Linked DNA regions of Homo sapiens: region 2 is linked to region 1. Evidence: chromatin loops called from intact Hi-C (ENCODE). Cell type or tissue: heart left ventricle. All regions are shown on one strand. Links, peaks and the distances in the headings refer to the core of each region. The heading gives the core; the rest is flanking DNA.

The links. Hi-C counts contacts between places; a loop is a spot of excess contacts. Peaks named below come from ENCODE experiments on the same cell type or tissue, not always from the same donor. Only the 100,000 strongest peaks of a DNase experiment are listed, where the experiment ranks them.
Region 2: a loop joins it to region 1, with 2.2 times the contacts of the local background. A loop is called at or near these places in 12 of 110 quality-filtered maps.

What each region holds. Positions count from the first base shown.
Region 1 is chr7:592,053-594,811 of GRCh38, reverse strand. All of the region lies in intron 7 of PRKAR1B (protein kinase cAMP-dependent type I regulatory subunit beta), which reads left to right. Among named protein-coding and RNA genes, the nearest start is that of PRKAR1B-AS1, 9.4 kb to the left of the region's middle. In heart left ventricle, for the core only: no CTCF peak of the experiment used is centred there; DNase peaks (open chromatin) are centred at 865 and 1,381; H3K27ac peaks cover 332 bases.
Region 2 is chr7:730,986-734,004 of GRCh38, reverse strand. The region is part of intron 2 of DNAAF5 (dynein axonemal assembly factor 5); the gene reads right to left. Among named protein-coding and RNA genes, the nearest start is that of PRKAR1B, 5.2 kb to the right of the region's middle. RefSeq lists an enhancer at 2,640-3,019. In heart left ventricle, for the core only: a CTCF peak has its summit at 1,618 (motif pointing right); a DNase peak (open chromatin) is centred at 1,624; H3K27ac peaks cover 1,121 bases.

The DNA.
Region 1 (2,759 bases), core at 1-2,500:
GGTCTTGGGGTCCCCTCATAATTTGGGGTCCTCTCATGGTCTGGGGGAGTCCCCTCATGGTCTAGGGGTCCCCTTATGGTTTGGGATTTCCCTTGTGGTCTGGGGAGTCCCCTCATGGTCTTGGGGTCCCCTTGTGGTCTAGGGGGTCCCCTCATGGTCTTGGGGTTCCTTCATAGTTTGGAGGTGTCCCCTTATGGCCTCAGGTCTCCTCCTCAGCTCCTTCTGTCCCATCGCTGGGCAGAGGCCTCCAGGAGCCAGCGCCTGTGGTTTGGGTGGCCGCACCCCTCCACTCTGTCCTTACCTAGCCATGACCGCTGGGCCAGGGGCTCCTCTGAGCTGGTTGGGGGTGACACAGCAGAACCTGGTGGCGGTGGGCTTGTTGCCAATGCAGCCCCGGACAGCGTCTGCTCCGAGCCCTCTCCTTCGGGGCCTGGGGTCCCGGGGTCCAGCCCGGCCGAGGAGGGGTTGAGCCAGGTGGGTGTTGCCGGGGTCCTCGGCCTCTCCTCCATCCCCTGCTTGGGATGGTTCCCTCCACTCCATGCCCGAGGCCAGCCTGGTTGCTATGGCAGGAGGTGAATGGCCTGGTGTCTTCTAGGGGGCTTGGCTGACTCCTGGAAGGCCAGCCTGGGTGGGTGTGATTCCTAAGGAGGGAGCCACAGTTCCAGGACGCCCAAGGGCAGGACTGGGGAGAGTCCTGGGGGATGGTTTAGGATGGAGCCCCGTGAGCTGGGAGAGCAAGTTCAACCCTGGGTTTCCCTCTTGGAAGTGCGTCGTCTGATTGGGGAACAAGGATTTGATGGCCATGGGCCAGCTGAGAGACGGTGTCCTGCTGGCGCTGGCCTGTCCCGGCCCCACGGCGATGCCGGCTCTTGTGTTTTGTGGATGGCGCGTTCGCACAGTCTTTGGGGCGGCTGTTTCATCAGATTCTGCACCCCATGAGCTTCTCATTTATGCACCTGTGGGGCATTGCTGGGGTGCCCACCCTGGGTCTGGGGCTCCTGTGCTGCTGGGGATACTCCAGTACACAGAACAGATGATGTGCAGCCTCCTGGGAGGAGTTGCACGCTCCCTCTCTTCTGTCTGAACCCGCTCACTCCTGCCTTCACTGGGAGGCCTCTGTCGCCGCGTGGGAGGGGTCCCCTGAGACACCCTCCCCCTGAGAGGGGCTGGAGCGGTTTTGGGGCAGGAAGAGGGCACAGCGGTTCCCATCTCCTCTGGGCGCACCTGGCCCGGCGTTGCATAAGCCGTTTCCCCACCATCCTTGACGCCCTGTCGCTCCCGGCTGGGGGATTTTTGTGGCTGGAACCTTATATTCAGGGAAGTTCCCAAACCACTGAGGGAGCTGGCGCTTCCTCTGTTTTAATTTTGGGTCCCTGTGCGCTAAGAATAGCTGGCCGCGCCGGGCTGGTTTGGACGGGAGCATTTGCAGGATGGTGTCTGTTTCTGTATTGGCCCCGAGCTCCTCACACAGCTCCTGTTTCTGCCTTAGTCCCGAGCTGGGACGTGCTGGGACCTGGGGGACGCGGGAGACCCGGTCTGGTGTCTCCAGGAAGTAGACCACCGCCCAAAATGTGAACGCTGACTCCAGTTTAGGATCCCAGAGTGTCTGATCTGGGAGACTCCCTGATGCCCGTCTCTTTCCTCCACCGCTTCACGTTTTATCCGAGGAAGGATGGGGTGACCCCACCTCTAGGCTCCCAGGCAGGGGCCCAGCCCGGGGCCAGCACTCCCCAGACTTGCTTTTTCTTTCTTACCTTTTTGTTTTTTTTAATTTTTTTGAAACAATGTCTCACTGTCACCCAGGATGGAGTGCAGTGGCACAATCTCGGCTCACTGTAGCCTCCGCCTCCCCGGCTCAAGCCATCCTCCCTCCTCAGCCTCCCGAGTAGCTGGGACTACAGGCGTGTGCTACCGCGCCTGACTAATTAAAAAATTGTTTTTTGTAGAGACCTGGTCTCACTATGCCACCTAGGCTGGTCTTGGACTCCTGGGCTCAAGTGATCCTCCCGCCTCAGCCTCCCACAGTGCTGGGTCTATAGGTGTGAGGTGTGAGCCACCGTATCCGGCCTGATTTTTCTTTCTTGTAAGCTTTGGAGTCCTCTGTTCACCCTGATCCTTACCCAGGACCTCAGCGTTTGGAAGCAATGGATGTAGAATTCTGTGGTGGAGGCTGTGCTGGGGTATCCAGAGCCCAAGACCCCCTTGGAACCTGAGTCTTTGGTGGAGGTTGGACCCTCCCCGCCCCTCAGCCCCCGCTGACCAGTATCCGGAGTGACTCGGCACAGCCAGTGGGGCCAGGAGGGGACCAGTGTCCGGAGTGACTCGGCACAGCCGGTGGAGCCGGGAAGGGACCGATGTCCGGAGTGACTCGGCACAGCCAGTGGGGCCAGGAGGGGACCAGTGTCCGGAGTGACTCCGCACAGCCAATGGGGCCGGGAAGGGACGCGGCTTCTCCATTTCTCAGCACAAGCAGTTTGTCACTTGTAGCCTCGAGGACGCTGCTAAGGTCACGGAGGGTCCCCGAGCCTCGACCGGGGCTTAGTGCCCTGCAGTGTCCACGTGAGGCCACGGCAGCCGGGAGGGCCCGTGTGCACCCTCACTCGGGCGGGACGGTGGGCTCAGGAGCTCTGAGGCAGCCGTGATGTGCTGAGGGTCACACAGTGTGCACGTGGGGACCCTGATCCATGGGGGGATCAGAGCCGGGACCTGCCTGGCAAGTCCACCTCACGGAGGCCCTGGTGGGAGGAAAAGTGGGCACC
Region 2 (3,019 bases), core at 302-2,801, 140 kb before region 1:
AAACCTATTAGAACAGATAAACAAATTCAGTAAAGTTGCAGGATACAAAATCACCAAAAAAGCCCCAGTAGCATTTCTACATGCCAACAGTTAACAAATCTGAAAAAGAAATCAAGAAAGTAATTCCATTTACAATAGCTACAAACAAAATAAGATACCTAGGAATTAACTTAACCAAAGAAGTGAAAGATCTCTACAATGAAAACTATAAGGCCAGGCGCAGTGGCTCACACCTGTAATCCCAGCACTTTGGGAGGCTGAGGCAGTCGGATCACGAAGTCAGGAGATTGAGACCATCCTGGCTAACATGGTGAAACTGTCTCTACTAAAAACACAAAAAATTAGCCAGGTGCGGTGGCAGGCACCTGTAGTCCCAGCTACTCGGGAGGCTGAGGAAGGAGAATGGCGTGAACCTGGGAGGCGGAGCTTGCAGTAAGCAGAGATCGCACCACTGCACTCCACCCTGGATGACAGAGCGAGACTGTCTCAAAAAAAAGAAAGAAAACTATAAACCACTGACATGAGAAAACTGAAGAGGACACACACAAAAAATGGTAACATACTCCATGGACTGGAAGAATCAATATTGTCCATACTACCCAAAATGTCCATACTACCCAAAGCAATTTACAGACTCAACGCAATCCCTATCAAAATACCAATGACATTCTTCACAGAAATAGAAAAAATAATCCTAAATTTATATGGAACCTCGAAAGACGTTGAATAGCCAAAGCCATCCTGAGCAAAAAACAAAACAAGACAAAAACAAACAAAAAACTGGAGGGATCACATTACCTGACTTCAATTTATACTACAGAGCTACAGCGACCAGAACAGCTTGGCACTGGCATAAAAACAGACACACAGACCAATGGAACAGAATAGAGAAGCCAGAAATTAAATCCATACATTTACAGTGAACTTATTTTGACAAAGGTGCCAAGGACATATCTTGGGGAGAGGACAGTTTCTTCAATAAATGGTGCTGGGAAAACTGGAACTCCATATGCAGAAAAATGAAACTGGACCCCTATCTCTCACCATGTACAAAAATCAAATCAAAATAGATTAAAGACCTCAATCTAAGACCTCAAACTATGAAACCACTAAAAGAAAACATTGGGGAAACTCTCTGGGACATGGCCTGGGCAAATGGGATCACATCAAGTTAAAAAGCTTCTGCACAGCAAATAAAACAATCAATAGTGAGGAGACAACCCACAGGATGGGAGCAAACAGCTGCACAAATACCCATCTGACAAGGGACTGACAACCAGAATCCATAAGGAGCTCAAACTCAATAGAAAAAAATCTAATAACGCGATTTAAAAATGGACAGATCTGAATAGACATTTCTCAAAAGAAGGCATACAAATGGCAAACAGGTACTTGGCAGGAACGTGACAAACACTCATCTCTGAAAAGCTGTCCATGCATCCCCAGTCTCTCCTGTAACATCTGTTGCTCCCGGAAGGTCTCTCTTGACAAGAACAGGCCTGGTGGCCTCACCAGCAGCACACATCGAGCAGGAAAACTGCAGCAAAGCTGAGCAGCTGCCGACTGCAGGCCTGGCGACAACCAGGGCACCCCTGCAGGGCGAAGTCCATGAGTCACCCACCTGAGGGCGGCACAGGGCAGTTTGTTCAAGGCCTGCTTCACAACTGCACGGCCATACGTCCGTCCTGCCTGCCTCGCCGGGGTTCTGGGTGTGGTCAGTGTCCTGGGCTCGGAGCTGCAGTCATGTGAGCGTGGGGAGATGCATTAGCCCCTGCCGCACTGGGACACCCCCTTTCCACAACTTCAGACACCATCCCGGGGCCTAAGGCTCCAGGGCGGCTAGACCGCCTGTGTCCTGACCTTGCTCTGAGGCTCACCTGGCTGTGCTACCTGAGTGAGCTCTGAGGCCTCTGAGCCTTGTAAGGAGGAGATGAAGTTATTTCCAGGCCCTTCCAGTGAAGTTCAGTGATTTAAGCCGAGTCTAGCAGGCTGCTGGAAGGTTTCCTACGAGTCAGAAGGCAGTCAGGACCTTCTGTGCAGAGAGGATGGGGTCCCAGGGCACCAGTCCCTGGGTTGTTGAGGGGGTGGAGGTGTCTGCAAGGAGCCCACATGGAGCTCCAGGACGGGGTCGCAGGGCTGATCAGAGTAAAAGGGGCAGCACCGTGACTCCACACGAAACTCACGTGAAGGGCCGTGCAGGGTCTCTAATAGGACGCAAACCCCATTGGGAAGAAACGGGCCATGCTGGAAGAATTGTCTTGGGCCACACATAAAATAACACTAACACTAATGATAGCTGACGAGCTAAAAGAAAAAAAAAAATCACAAAAACAATCTCGTAACATTTTAAGAAAGTTTATGAATTGGTGTTGGGCAGCATTCAAAGCCGTCCCGGGCTGCATGTGGCCCACGGGCCGCAGGTTGGACAAGCTTGCTTTAGATCAACAATGTGATGTCAGCTTTCTAACAGACAGCTATTGATACAGAGTAGGCTGCTTATACATAGCTACCAATACAGTTATAGCATTTATAGGCAGCTGTCGACACATAGTTATGGTATTTTTAGAGTTACGGTATAGTTATACTGAGTTACACCGTTTACAGCTAGCAATAGAGTTCCAGTATTTACAGAGCGTGCTCCACAGAGTTCCAGTATTTACAGACAGCTATCGATACAGTGATGGTATTTTTAGACAGTGACGGTATTTTTAGACAGTGATGGTTATTTTTAGACAGTGACAGTAGGCTTACACCGACAGCTATCAGCTATGGAGCTTCAGTATTCACACAGAGCTCTCCATACAGAGTCATCACACTGTTTTGAGGAGTAAGACTTGGCCCATGACACAGACTCCACTTTCCTTGTGGGCCATGCTCTGCCTCAGGCTTAAGGAAGGTGGGAGAGAAAAACCAGCCGGCCGCCTGCACTTCTTGCTGGGCTCTGTTCTTGCCCTGGCCCCTTGAACTGCCCTCCGCAGCCCAAATATTTAGCCAGTGCCAGAAGTGCCTGCTGCAAGTG